Regions from separate parts of the Homo sapiens genome. Here all the other regions are linked to region 1. The links are chromatin contacts, found by Hi-C or POLR2A ChIA-PET in ENCODE. All regions are on one chromosome and are shown on one strand. The core of a region is the stretch at or near the end of the contact, and the rest is flanking DNA. Distances in the headings are between cores, read along the strand shown.

Evidence for each region. Hi-C counts contacts between places; a loop is a spot of excess contacts on that map. ChIA-PET counts read pairs that join two places held with the same protein, here RNA polymerase II (POLR2A). Pooled maps may share reads with other maps.
Region 2: a loop to region 1 is called in a pooled map, with 4 times the contacts of the local background. The contact joins the promoter of ARHGAP9 here to the promoter of ATP5F1B in region 1. A Hi-C loop is called at or near these places in 3 of 37 single-sample maps with no recorded cell type and 12 of 50 pooled maps. POLR2A ChIA-PET finds 5 or more read pairs at or near these places in 2 of 52 experiments (activated T-cell and naive thymus-derived CD4-positive, alpha-beta T cell).
Region 3: a loop to region 1 is called in a pooled map, with 2.8 times the contacts of the local background. The contact joins the promoter of NXPH4 here to the promoter of ATP5F1B in region 1. A Hi-C loop is called at or near these places in 1 of 168 maps with a recorded cell type or tissue (naive thymus-derived CD4-positive, alpha-beta T cell), 7 of 37 single-sample maps with no recorded cell type and 8 of 50 pooled maps. POLR2A ChIA-PET finds 5 or more read pairs at or near these places in 2 of 52 experiments (GM12878 and WTC11).

The regions. Positions count from the first base shown.
Region 1 is chr12:56,643,476-56,647,997 of GRCh38, forward strand. ATP5F1B (ATP synthase F1 subunit beta) reads right to left here and starts at 2,509. Exons shown (of 10, transcript NM_001686.4): 1 at 2,362-2,509; 2 at 1,696-1,878; 3 at 1,306-1,480; 4 at 362-483; 5 at 1-112. The coding sequence starts at 2,488. SNORD59A (small nucleolar RNA, C/D box 59A) reads right to left here and starts at 1,626; the gene lies at 1,552-1,626. SNORD59B (small nucleolar RNA, C/D box 59B) reads right to left here and starts at 279; the gene lies at 205-279. RefSeq lists enhancers at 1,607-2,317, 2,267-2,596, 2,318-3,026.
Region 2 is chr12:57,478,085-57,482,606 of GRCh38, forward strand. It overlaps ARHGAP9 (Rho GTPase activating protein 9), which reads right to left and starts at 1,782. Exons shown (of 18, transcript NM_032496.4): 1 at 1,646-1,782; 2 at 1,007-1,340; 3 at 456-673. The coding sequence starts at 1,322. RefSeq lists enhancers at 316-365, 1,886-1,935, 2,106-2,195.
Region 3 is chr12:57,214,247-57,218,768 of GRCh38, forward strand. NXPH4 (neurexophilin 4) reads left to right here and starts at 2,548. Exons shown (of 2, transcript NM_007224.4): 1 at 2,548-2,780. The coding sequence starts at 2,724. RefSeq lists enhancers at 426-948, 1,946-2,445, 2,593-3,201, 3,202-3,808 and a silencer at 2,111-2,570.

The DNA of each region.
Region 1 (4,522 bases), core at 1,259-3,758:
GTCCTCTCACCAACACCAGCAAACACAGAGTAACCACCATGGGCTTTGGCGACATTGTTGATTAACTCCATGATCAGTACAGTCTTGCCAACTCCAGCACCACCAAAAAGCCCTATAAGAGGTTGAAAAGAAAGAATATTTAAGAGTTCTGCTTTCCTAAATAAGCAAACTTCAAAAAAAGTAATTGCTTCCTTCCATCCTATTCCTTCTCAGAAATTGCATCTGGCTTCAGCAAACTCAGAAGAACGAAAGTCAGAACGTACTCATCAGTGAGGAATAGATGTCAATATCCACTCATAACATTGTATGAGTTTTTCCTCCCATATTAGGTTTGGAAAATATGTACCCCTTAATAACATACCAATTTTGCCACCCTTGGCATAGGGAGCTAGCAGATCGACAACCTTGATACCAGTCACCAGAATTTCCTGCTCAACACTCATTTCCATGAACTCTGGAGCCTCAGCATGAATGGGAGCAAATCTGTAAAGGTAGAAGAGAGGATAGTATCTATTCACCTTGTTGAAAGCAAATGATAATCTTATATATCCCTCCCTATCAACTCTCAAGTCCATCCCTTTACCTGAGGAACCACAGTCTTACCTCCCCTTTCTTACATAAATCAGATAAACTATCATCTAGGATCTAACCCAACTTTCTGCAATAAAGAAAATTATTATCTTAGGAAACAATAATCCCATTCCCTGACTTTAACTGTCATAAATTTTTCATTTTACTGAGCCTTAACCTAACAGCATTCCCTCACATAGCAATAGCAAATACAAAAACCTACAAGTTTTGGAGACTCCTAAACCTAAGCCATAAGACCGAGTCTTAAAAATACTCAACTAGCCAGGCGCAGTGGCTCATGCCTGTTATCCCAGCACTTTGGGGGGCCGAGGTGGGGGGGGAATCACCCAAAATCAGGAGTTCGAGACCAGCCTGGCCAACATGGTGAAACCCCATCTGTACTAAAAATACAAAAATTAGCCGGGCATGATGGCATGCACCTGTAATCCCAGCTACTCAGGAGGCTGAGACAGGAGAATCACTTGAACCCAGGAGGTGGAGGTTGCAGTGAGTCGAGAGCGAAACTCCCTCTCAAAAAAAAAAACCTCAAGTAGTAGGCTTTTGTCAATCAGAAATTCTGCATCCTAATTTCTTCAGGTGAAACTGCACTGTGTGATTTTAATAATCGAACGTATCAGAAGAAAAATTCTGCTTTAGGAGAACATGTCACCTTAATGTGTAAAACTGCAAATAACAGAAGTTCCTTTGTGCATAGATGCAATAAGAGCAACTTACTGTTTGGTTTTGATGGGACCTCTTTCATCAATAGGTTCTCCAATGACATTCATGATTCTGCCCAAAGTCTCAGGACCAACAGGAATTTTGATTGGTGCACCAGAATCCAGTACTTTCTGGCCTCTAACCAAGCCTTCTGTACCATCCATAGCAATAGTCCTTACTGTGCTCTCACCTGTTAGATACAGGCATCGCAGGGTTATACATAAGGATAAATTGGTATCAAGACCTAAATCGACCAAGACTCCTTCTCAGTACCTAAATGTGGCTTCAGCAAACTCAGAAGAACGAAAGTCATTTTGATAAAATCATCATAGAAGGCAGACAGCTTGGTTTTGGGGATATTTGGGCTACACAAGGTCTTTACTATTCCTAACAAACTCTACTTACCCAAATGCTGGGCCACCTCCAAAACCAGTCTGGTCTCCCTGCCTTGCACTTCCAGGGCATTTAGAATTGGTGGTAGTCCCTCATCAAACTGGACGTCCACCACTGCGCCAATGACCGCCACGATGCGCCCGGTGGCGGCGCCTGCTTTTGGCGAAGGAGATGTTTGCGCCGCATAGTCCCTGACTAACAGACAAAAGATATTGGAAGGAGCTGGGGTCAGGCCAGTTAAAGGTCATCGGAAGCCAGGACTTAACACACAAGGAGAGGAAAACTCAGCCGAAGTCAGGCCTCTTTCCGCTTGTACGGAACGCGTGTCCAAGAGGGAAGGCCGCGCAGCGATCGATAAAGCGCCTGCACAGCCTTCCCATCCGCATGCACAAGACCCCATTTTTCGAGAGTTCAGTACCCCTATTCAACCGGAAGGTCAACGCACCTGCCCGCACCTTTTCCGTCACACAAAGGACTTTATACAAAATGGGACAGAGCTGGGTCGAAGAAACCTCCTATGGGTGTCCCATTCTTGTTCTCCAGCCATTAGAGAGCAAGACGCGGCTCCAGGCATCCTTTTAACACCACGGATCCCTTAGGCCCGAGCTACCATCGTTCCCCGGCTCAAGGTCATGGGGCGGCAAAATGGAACGTTAGCTCCTAGAGAAAAGCACTTACCAGGATGGACCGCCGTCGGAGCGGCCCGCAGTAAGAGCTGAGCTGGGGGCAGCGACGCTGAAGGGGTGAGTCTCCGCAAGGCCCCGGAGGCCGGAGCAGCGGCCACCCGACCCACAAACCCCAACATGGCGTAGTCCGGGTGGAGACTGAAGGCTGCAGCAACCGCAGCCGCCTGCTCTCCTGCCGTTGAGGCGAGGCCTACGCTGCAGTAGGCAGGTCCATTGGGTGAACTGGCTGCTCATCATTCTCTGTGCTGCTTCTACAGGTTAATACACGCTGATCTTCTCATCCATTGGTCAAAACTGGTGCTAATCTGAAACTCCTTTTTTTATTGGACAGTGTGAGGTTAGAGGGCGTCACTCTGAGCCTCAAAACTTAATTGGATCATAGCGACGTCCGTTGGACAGGGTAATCAGAGGAACTACGTTTAGGAAAGGGGCCGAGTTCCTGTTGAAAGTGCGTGGCCTGTCTTTGCCTGTCCTTGGGCTTTCTCCTTAGATAGGTCCTTGATCTAGGTGACAGCCATAGGGGCGGTGGTTAGGGAAGTGGTAGTGCGGTGAAGCACCACTGAAGGTGAGCGTGGCGAAGTCAGGAGCCCTCTTTAGAGCCAAAATAAGGTTTTTCTCTCGAAGTAGTGAGATTGCAAGCTCCCAGGCGATTGCACAGATTAGCAACCTAGACAGGATCTTTATCATTTAAACCTATTAAAATGAAATAAACTAATGTAACCAGTACTTTAGCAGGGCATTGAGGAGACTCAATAATAAGATAAATAAGACTAAGAACCTTCCTTTTAAGGTCCAGGTGAACAAACAATGCAATAATGTGATGGTTCCTGGTTAGCATAAACTGGGTGCACGAAAGACGAGGGGATAAAATTGGGTCACCTAGAGATACAGAATTGTCCACCTTGAAGGAAGCTGAGAGACCTCAGCTATGAAATGTGAATAGAAATTCTTAGGGTAGGCTGGGAGCGGTGGCTCACGCCTGTAATCCCAGTACTTTCGGAGGCCGAGGCAGGTGGATCACCTGAGGTCAGGAGTTCGAGACCAGCCTAGCTAACATGGTGAAACCCCGTCTCTACTAAAAATACAAAAATTAGCTGGGCGCGGTGGCTCACGCCTGTAATCCCAGCACTATGGGAGGCCAAGGCGGGCGGATCACGAGGTCAGGAGATCGAGACCATCCTGACTAACACAGTGAAACCCGGTCTCTACTAACAATACAAAAAATTAGCCGGGCGTGGTGGCGGGCGCCTGTAGTCCCAGCTACTTGGGAGGCTGAGGCAGGAGAATGGCGTAAATCCGAGAGGCGGAGCTTGCAGTGAGCCGAGATAGCGCCACTGCACTCCAGCTTGGGCGACAGAGTGAGACTCTCTAAAAAAATAAAATAAATATATAAAATAAAATAGGCTGGGCACGGTGGCTCACGCCTGTAATCCCAGCACTCTGGGAGGCCGAGGTGGGCAGATCATGAGGTCAAGCGATCTAGACCATCCTGGCCAACATGGTGAAACCCCGTCTCTACTAAAAATACAAAAATTAGCTGGGCGTGGTGGCGGGCGCCTGTAGTCCCAGCTACTCAGGAGGCTGAGGCAGGAGAATGGCGTGAACCTGGAAGGCGGAGGTTTCAATGAGCTGAGATCGTGCCACTGCACTCCAGCCTGGTGACAGAGCGAGACTCCGTCTCAAAAATAATAATAAAAAATAAATAAATAAATAAATAATAAAATAAGTAAAAAGGGCTGGGCTGGGCACGGCCAGCCCAGTAATCCCAACACTTTGGGAAGCCGAGGTGGGTGGATAACTTGAGCCCAGGAGTTCAATACCAGCCTGGGCAACGTGGTGAAACCTTGTCTCTAAAAAATATGTAAAAAAATAAACACACACACACACACACACACAGACACACAATTAGCCAGGTGTGGCATGTGCCAGTAGTCCCAGCTACTGGGGAAGCTGAGATGGGAATATGGCTTGAGCCCAGGAGGTAGAGGTTGCAGAGAGCTAAGATTGCACCATTGTACTCCATGCTGGCTGACGTTGTGAGACCCTGTCTCAACAAAAAAAGAAAAATAAAAAAGAAGAAAAAAAAATTAGGGCTGAAAAAAATCCTCTGGGTTTGGGTTTGGCAACTAGGAAATCATTCCATGGTGGAGTGG
Region 2 (4,522 bases), core at 532-3,031, 830 kb after region 1:
GAGGGAAGGGCTGGGCAAGTCACATCTCTAGAGGAGACCTGCTGTAGCCTATCAGGCAAGCAGAACACAGAAAAACCCTGCCCTGGGCTAGGAGTCTGGAGGAAGGAAGAGCACAGGGCTGGCCTTTCAGTGCCTCCACTGCGCCCTGTGCCCTGTCCCCTCAGGGCCTTTGGTACCTACTGTCCCTTCTCACCTCCTACCCAGTTTGCCTCTCGGCTGCCTCTTTCTCCTCCTTGCTCAGAGTCAACTGAATGCCGTGACCTCACAGATGTCTCCCCGCACCACCTCAGCCACTCTCCACCACATTAACTTGCCTTTAGACTTATCAGTAGTACCAAGCGTTATCTTATTTATTTGTTTTTGTGTTTGTCATCCCCAGGGGAGTCCCCTGAAGACAGAGGTGCTGTCTGTCCTGTGCCTAGAACAGGGCCCAGCTCAGAAGAGCTGTGACTCACTGTGCTGGCACTGGCTTCTGACGGCAAGTCTTCCTGGGAGAGGGATCTTCCGCTTGGTCCTTCCTGGAAAGGCTTCAGAAGGCTGGGGCTCAGATTGTCAGTGCTGACGCTCCTACACATTTTGCGGGGAAGTGGAGGAGGCTGCTCCGAGCTAGCCTGAGCCCTGCTTGGGAGGGCCTGAGACAACTCCTCCAGGGAACCATGAAACAACTTCGGCCCTGGAAACAGAAAAGGGGAGGGTGGGTGGCAGGTGATCAGAGGTGTTGTTGTAACTGGGTCCCTCATCTTGGGAACTCACAGGGAAGACAAGAAGGGCAGAGGGAGGATGTGGAAAATGGCATGAGACCTAGAAGCCTTAGGACTAGGAGGACAGGCAGTGGGATGAGGATGCCATGGCGGGGGCAAGAGGTAGGCTGATCAAAGAAAAACAAGAGAAGATGGTTAGCAGAAGCTTGAGGGAGGGGGACCTCCCCAAAATTCCCAGAAGCCAGGGAGGTAGGAAGGTGATGGGAGGTAGGAAGGTGAAGGGAGAGGGCTTAGCGCTTACTCACCAGGAGTCCAGAGCAATTGGCCGGGGATGACGGTAGTTGGACTCTGGGAAGGGATGGATTCCTCTATCATATAGGCTGCTGGGACGAAGATGGGTCGAGAGGTGGAGGGAGCTTCTAGGCGTCTTGCCAACCACCAGTCGGAGTTGGTCTTTCGAAGCAGTAGGAACCTATCCCCTTCAGCCAGAGACACCTGCTGGCCATCTGCCCCAGTATAAGTAAAGGCATAGAGGGCACAGAGCTGGGATCCCCGAGGAGGGCTTCGGGGGCCCAGCCCTAGGATCCCCCAGGAACTTGGCCACCACCGGCTGGATAGCATTGTAGCCAGCACTGTCACCTGTGAGAAAAAGGGACACTGGAGACCCAGAAGGGAATAGGCCTGGCTGTCTCCAGGTAGACAGACATGGTTCTAGGAGCAGTGTTGCAGGGAGGTGAGGACGGGAGCCCTTGAGTTGGGGGAGAGGGTAGAGCAAACAGCCTGGTGAGGATCGGTGACAGGTTTTGGGGGCTGAGAACTCCTGGTGGTGTCTGGTGAGGAAGTATGTAAGTAACATGAGAGAGGATGTGGTCAGCAGGGCTGCATGGCCAGCAAGGCAGGAAATTAGAGGAGATGACCTAGGCCAGTAGTTTTCCTCCAAGTACCTTGTGGGGCCCATCAGAAGATTCAGGAGCAGGAGTTGGTCCTGGGTAGTGGTGGGAGTCTTGAGGTGGACACAGGAAGGAGATAAGAAGAAAGAATCAGGTTCAAGACAGAAACAGGGAGACACAAGGTTAATGACAAAGACAAAAATGTGTGTTATTCTTTATTAAATTTATGCAAGCATCAATGTTTCCGTTACCAGTCACCTCAGACCATAGCTGCGTGCTTCCTGTGCAGACTCAGAGAGACATGGTGACAGAGAAACAGAAAGCCAAATAAATACCAAGACCAAATCAGAGAGAAAGACAAAGTGGGAGAAACACAGAGGGATTCAGAGTTGAAATATCACCACCCTCCCAATCCAGGACACGATTTTGGGAGCTGAGAAGCCTTGATACTGTCCTGTACACACAAGCCTCTTGAGGCAGGAGCTACTTTAGTGTGTGGGTTCATTCATGCTTTTTTTTTTTTGAGACGAAGTCTCGTTCTTGTCCCCCAGGCTGGAGTGTGATGGCGAGATCTCGGGTCACTGCAACTTCCGCCCCCCGGGTTCAAGTGATTCTCCTGTCTCAGTCCCCCGAGTAGCTGGGATTACAGGTGCCTGTCACCACACCTGGCTAGTTTTTTTATTTTTAGTAGAGACAGGGTTTCACCATGTTGGCCAGGCTGGTCTAGAACTCCTGACCTCAGGTGATTCACCCGCCTCAGCCTCCCAAAGTGCTGGGATTACAGGTGTGAGCCACTGCGCCCGGCCTCATTTATGCTTTTATCAAGGATTGATTGAGTGCCTCCTGCGTGCAAGGAGCAGTGTCAGGCACTGGAGATGAGAGAAGGGAATGAGCCCTTTTGGAGCTTAAGGAGAGACAGACCTTAACTAATGACACAATAAACTTAATAATTACAATTGAATCAGGAACAATGGACAAGTAATGCAAGACGCTATGACAGGTAGATAGGGGACTGATGCCAGCTTCTCCTTGGTGGAAGGTGGGAAGTGACCTTCCCTGGATTACCAGCACTTTAAAACCCACACTTCTGCTTCTGCCTTACCTGGCCACTCCTCTTTTCCTCTTCTCTCAGCTTCTCCACTGCACAATGTGAGGCTTTCTGTTTGGGTTTGGAGAGGTGGGTTAAGGAGCGAATGACCCTCCCCACTGGTGATATCAGAGAGCCAGCTCTCTTCCCCTGAGGGCTGGGTGGCTAGTACTGGGCTTCTGCCTCAGTGATCTTCCTAGTTTACTTCACTTCAACACATGGAGAATCCTACCCCTCAACTCTTCCTTCCCACTTCCAAAATAGTGACTAATTTCACCCATTTATTCACTTATTTATTCATTTGGTGTTCAGTGCTTGAATCCACCCTTTTTTTGCCTTCTCTGAAACTCTCTCTCCTATACTTTAGCTTGTTTTTGTTAGCTTCGTCGCATTCACTTTTAAACATATCCAAGTCTCTCCCATCTTTAGACAAACCTCCCCTTACTGGGCTTTCCAGGTACCACCATATATATGTCTCTCTCTCTTTCTTCTTCTCTTTTTTTTTTGAGACAGAGTCTTGCACTGTTGCCTGGGCTGGAGTGCGGTGGCACAATCTCTGCTCACTGCAACCTCCGCTTTCCAGGTTTAAGTGATTCTCCTGCCTCAGCCTCCTAAGTAGCTGGGATTAGAGGCGCCTGCCACTATGCCCGCTATTTTTTTTTGTATTTTTAGTACAGACAGGGTTTCACTATGTTGGCCAGGCTGGTCTCGAACTCCTGACCTCGTGATCTGCCCACCTCAGCCTCCCAAAGTGCTGGGATTACAGGCGTAAGCCACCGAGTCCAGCCTCTCTCTTTCTTTTTACAGTCGAACTTCTTGAGTTGCCTACACTGTAGAGGGGATCTCCATTTCCTGTCCCCTCACTCCGCCACCTTTTCAAAGTCACTCCTCAATAGAGTCACCCCCGACCTTGCCTGAGCATCCTGCAGTCCTTATGCAATCCTTATGTTGCTTGACATCTCAGTAGCAGGCAACACAATTGACCTTTCTCTCCTACAAACACTCTGCTGGTATCCCTCTTACCTTTCTGGCAGTTCCTTGTCTGTGGCATGAGAAATGACCTTCCTCTGCCTGTTCCTTAAACCACAGAAGCCTATCTGAGATCCTGTGCCCTGTGCTTTCTGCATACCCTCCCTGGGTGGTCTTATTCTCTCCCCAGCTCAAATGATTTCCATGTGCTGCTAAGGACTGTATCTCAAGTCCAGATCTTTCTCTGGGGCTCCCATCTAATCCACTGTCCACCAGAAAATCCACTTGAGTATTTCACAGGTACGACAAACTCAGTATGAACCAAACTGAACTTATCACAAACCTGTTTCTCTCCCAATACCACTATTTAGTTTAATATGAAATCAATAAATATTGGCCTGGTACAGTAGCTCACACCTATAATCCCAGCACTTTGGGAGGCCAAGGCAGAATATCACTTGAGCCTAGGAGCTTGAGGTGCAACATAGTGAGATCCTGCCTCTACAAAAAAAATTTTTTTTTTTTTTGAGTCGGAGTCTTGCTCTGTCGCCCAGACTGGAGTGCAGTGGCGTGATCTCGGCTCACTGCAACCTCCGCCTCCCAGGTTCATGCCATTCTCCTGCCTCATTCTCCTGAGCAGCTGGGACTACAGGTGCCCGCCACCATGTCCAGCTAATTTTTTGTATTTTTAATACAGACGGGGTTTCACTGTGTTAGCCAGGATGGTCTCGGTCTCCTGACCTCGTGATCCACCCGCCTCGGCCTCCCAAAGTCCTGGGATTACAGGCGTGAGCCACCGCGCCTGGCCAAAAATTTTTTTTAGTTAGCCAGGTATGGCAGTGTGTGCCTTGTAGTCCCAGCTGCTCGGGAGGCTG
Region 3 (4,522 bases), core at 1,298-3,797, 570 kb after region 1:
GAGATTCCTCCCAGGCTTCCTTCTGCCTTGGGGAAGCTACAAGTCTAGGCACCTGTGGAAAGAGGAGCCCTCCCCTTCCCTTCTTAGCCTTCAGAAGCTCTCTCCAACCTCATCCTCCAAGCCAACTCTGAGATCCTCCCCTGCCTTCAAAAGGGCCCTGGATGGGCAACTGCGGGGAAACAGAATCCGTGGTTGCCGAGTAGGAGGTCTGTGTCCCAATCTGGCCACCAGGTGGTGTCTGTACGCCTGGAGCACCGCCTATCCTGAAGCCCCACACAGCCCCCGCCTCAGCACTCATTATGCACCTGCGGGGGACCCCAGCCCAGTCTCTCGCTTCCTTCTCTCCGGCTATTTTGCCACACCCCTCCACCCTCTGCCAGCCAGCTCCCCTCCCTGCCCCAGCGCCTGCCTGCTCCCACCACCACCAGCCCCAACCCTGCCCCTCTGCCATCGGTGCATCTGGTGCCCCCCGGGAGCCACTGATCTCTGCCTGTCACCTCAAGATCCTGGGCAGAGCGACAAGGGACCCCCGCTGCAGCTTGGAAGGCATACCCCTCCAGTCAGCATCCCCCACTCCGCCTGTCAGGACCTGCTAGGAGAAGGTCCACCAGGAGGCAGTTTCTCAAACTACCCACCCGGGAGGCAGGTGGGAAGCCCTCACCTTGGCCTGAGAGATGGGAAGAACCAGGGACAGAGGCTGAGAACCAGGGACAGAAGCTGATACCGAATGAGAGGCAGAAACCCAGAGGCGGAGAGACAGGGGGACAGAGGCAAAGACCCAGAGACAGGGCGAGTAGTGTGCATGTGTGTGTTTGCACTTGTGTTTGTGCGAGCGCGCACACATGTGTGTGTGTAACTGGAGAGAGAACAGGTGGCCTGAGACTGTAGCTAAAGGAGGAGAGATGCAGTGGGTTCGGCCCCCAGAAGACCAGGACCCTGGTAATGGGCTTCTGTCCTGGACAGCCTACGCCTAGGTGTGCCCACTGTTCCCACCTACTACTGAAGCAGCCCCCGTGCCTGGAACGTGGGCTCAGGGTTCTGGCTCAAGGCCTTTTGGCCTTGAGCCTGAACATTTCTGCCCCTTCCTGCCTCTCTCCTCTCCACCCCCACCCCGGCACCCAGGTTCCTGCCTCCTGGCTTCTGCCTGTCTCCCTGGGTGTCTCTGAATCTGCCTCGTCCTCTCAGCACCGGTCCTTTTCCTGACTCGTGTGTGTGGCTGTCACGTCCCATATCTATCTGTCCATTTCTTTGTATGTGCCCCCACTTGTCTTCTGGGCTGCCAGTGACAGCATACACCTGTGTATGTCTCAGTGTGTGTGTCCACCTCTGTGGGTGTTTGCTCTCTGCCAAGACAAAGAGAGGGTGAGCGCACTGAGCAACTGTCTGGGTGTGCTCGTCTGGGTGCAGGTGTGCTCACCTCTGTTGCTGTGCTCCTCTGTGTGTTGGGGTGCCGCTAGGTGTGCGCCTGTCTCTGTATTTCGCTCTGTGTGCCCTGTCCCCGTGAAGGCATCTGCGTGCATCCCTGGGGTGGGCTCTCAAGGGATGTGTCTGTCTCTCAGTCTCTTTGCTTGTCCCTATCTCTGTCTAGGTGTTGGTCATACCACAACCTCAGCCACAGCCTCAGTGCATAGCAACAGCTGACAGCTGAAACCACCCGGGCAGGAGAGAGAGAGGCAGTGGGGAGGAGGGAACCGAGGAAGAAACAGAGAAGAGGATGGGGGCAGAGAGCTGGGGCTGGGGACAGAGACAAGGACAGAGATAGGGAATGGGGACAAGGATCTAGAAGAGCTGGTGGTGAAAGATGGGACGGCGGGAGGGGAGGAACAGAGACTGCACCAAGAGGCCAGGCAGGCGGCGCTGAGAGGGATTTCCTGCCCAGCCCCCATGCAGAGGCGCACTGGGCCTCGTGGGGGTCAGTGGTGGGGGCCAGGGGCAAAGGTGAACAGCCGGTCTAGCCGAGGGGTCCTGAGACCGCAGAGGTGCGGTGAGGCGGGGACGGGGCGGAGGGCGCCGTTTGTCAGCCCTATTGACAGACGTGATGGGGTTTCCGTCCGTGATCAATGATTCTCATCTCCGGGCCGAATGAGCCGCGGGGCGCCCATCCATCCCCGTCAGCATCGCGCGGCGGCAGCCGCCCGAGGCCCCGCCCGTCCCCACCTCGGCCCCTGCCCTGCGCCTGCCCCGACACACCTTGGCCCTGAACAGGGCAGAGGCCCGGGGCTTGGAGAGCGTCGTCCGGCTGGGCTCCGCGGCGCCCCCACTCCAGGTGCACGGGCCCGGAGCCCAGAGCCCCACGCCCTGCCCCGTTCCTCCTGGGCGCACAGACGCGGCCTCTCGGGGGACCAGTGCCTGAGCCCCTCGACCCCCTCCGCTTCGCACCTGGGCCAGGGGCGTGTCCGGGGCGTGCCGGTGTGAAAGTCACCTTCGGTGCCCCCAGCTGGGCGGGAGGGGGCGCGCGGGGCGCGGCCGGGATTGGAGCGCCGCGGAGCCCCGCCCCCCGCCCGCGGAGTCAGACCCAACTTTCTCCCCCGCCCGCGCCCCGCCCCCAGCGCCGGCTCCGCGCCTCGCGCCCAGTCCGCGGGCCGCGCCGCCGCTCCCGCCGCTCCCGCCGCTCCCGCCGCTCCCGCAGCCGCCCCGCCGCCCGCCCGGAGCCCCGCGTCCCTAGGCCTGGCTCCCGCCTGCCCGAGACCCGCCCAGCCTGCCCCGCTCAGCCGCCAGAGAAGATGCGGCTGCTCCCGGAATGGTTCCTCTTGCTCTTTGGCCCGTGGCTCCTTAGGAAGGTAAGAGTGGCAGGGCTGGGGCGCTAGCGCGGGCGCGGGGTTCCGGGACGCGAAGGTCCCAGTGTGCGAGGGGCTCCGTGCGCCCGCCCCGCCCCCAGCTCCGAGCGTCCCAACTTTGCGCGGCGCGGGGGAAGCGGACAGACAGACTGCCCGATTCAGGACGGGCACTCTCCTAGCGCAAGTTGGCTGAGGCTTGGAGAGGGTGCCGGGCGGAGGTCCCCCTTGCAGCCGACTTCAGGCGCGGCGGGGGAGGGGACGAAGCCCGACCCGCGAGTGCGCCAGACAGAGCGGGAGTGCGAGACAGACAGACAAGCCAGCAGGGTGTCAGCCTTGCCGTCTTTCCGCGCCAGTCTCGCTCGCCTGCCTCACTGTCTGTCTGTCCTTCCACCCCTCCACCCCCGCCTTCCCATTTCTCTTCTCTGCACTTGTCACCATGCCAGGTGGGCTCTGTGTCGGGAGCATCCATGGCCCGAGCACACACGCACACACGGACTCAGGCAGACACGGCTGAACTTGGCTACAGCCAGCCTCCCATCACATTTCCCACGGAGACACCATCTCCCCTGCACGACCTCACAGACACACCCCCCTCTCGTGCCCCACTGAAGGGGGAGGCTGTCTGGAAGGGGAGTCTCTCCTCCCATGCCCTCCCTGCCTCCAACCCCACTCCAAGGCCTCTTTCCCTGAGGCTCTCGGGCGAAGAGCCAGAGGCTAAGGGAGCTCAGACTTGATCTGCCTCCTTCCTGACTTGGAGGCTTCAACCTGCGAACATGCTGTGCTCATATGTGCTGGGTGGAGGGCGTGGGTCACCGTGTGCACCTGTGTGCATGTGTCCAGGGAAGCCAGGCTTGGTCCAGTACTGGGGCCGAGGGTACATGTGTATACTGGTGTGGTGTGTGGTGTTGGCTTTGCATGAGTGAGTGTCAGTGCCTGCCTCACAGTGCAGCCATCTGCCTATGCCCCTGGTGTGTGCCCGCAATGGGGGCCCAGGCCCCAGTCCCCCATTTTCCTTCTACCAGCCTCCCCTGCCTATGGCTTCCCTGTTTTCTGACCCCCAACTGTGACCTACCTAGTTTGGGGGCAGGCAGGTCATTCCCCAAACCCTCATTCTCTGTACCCTCAGCCCCTGTAGAGTCTAGAAGGGGTGTATTTCTTCCCCCAACACTTGGACCTCTGCCTGCTCAGCCAAATCACATTTGGCAAACCCCAGCAGGGCAGGGGCTGCCCCAGTGAAGCTAGCATTAGAGCTCCCTGGCCCTCCCAGCCCCACCTGGTGACCTTGAGGGGCTGCACGGTAGGCAGAGGAGCCCCTCCATGAAAACTGCTTCCACTAGCAGGAGCTTCTTAGGGACTTGCTGCCCAACTCTGTCCTTAGTGAACTGGAGGAGTGGGGGGGGTCTGTGCCCTACCACCCACCCACCCATGTGTGAAGGCCTGGGGTCAAGAGGTGGTAGGTATGGCATTCTCTTGCCCCTCCTTTCCACTTCCTCCCACCTCATCTCCACTCTCCCAGGCAAATAAACTCCCCTGTGGACAGATCTGGTTTAATTTCCTTTGCCCCCTGAGGGGGAATGAAACATCTGGTGGAGACTTGAGTGAGAGTGAGCGTGAGGATATGAGCAATGGGATCTATCTGAGTGTGTGTGTGTGAGCTGCAGCTGTGGGGCCTCCGTGTTGGAGTCAACAGGGAGAGTGGATCTGCTGGTTAGCCCAGCTTATGTGCATGTGAGAATGTGTTTACA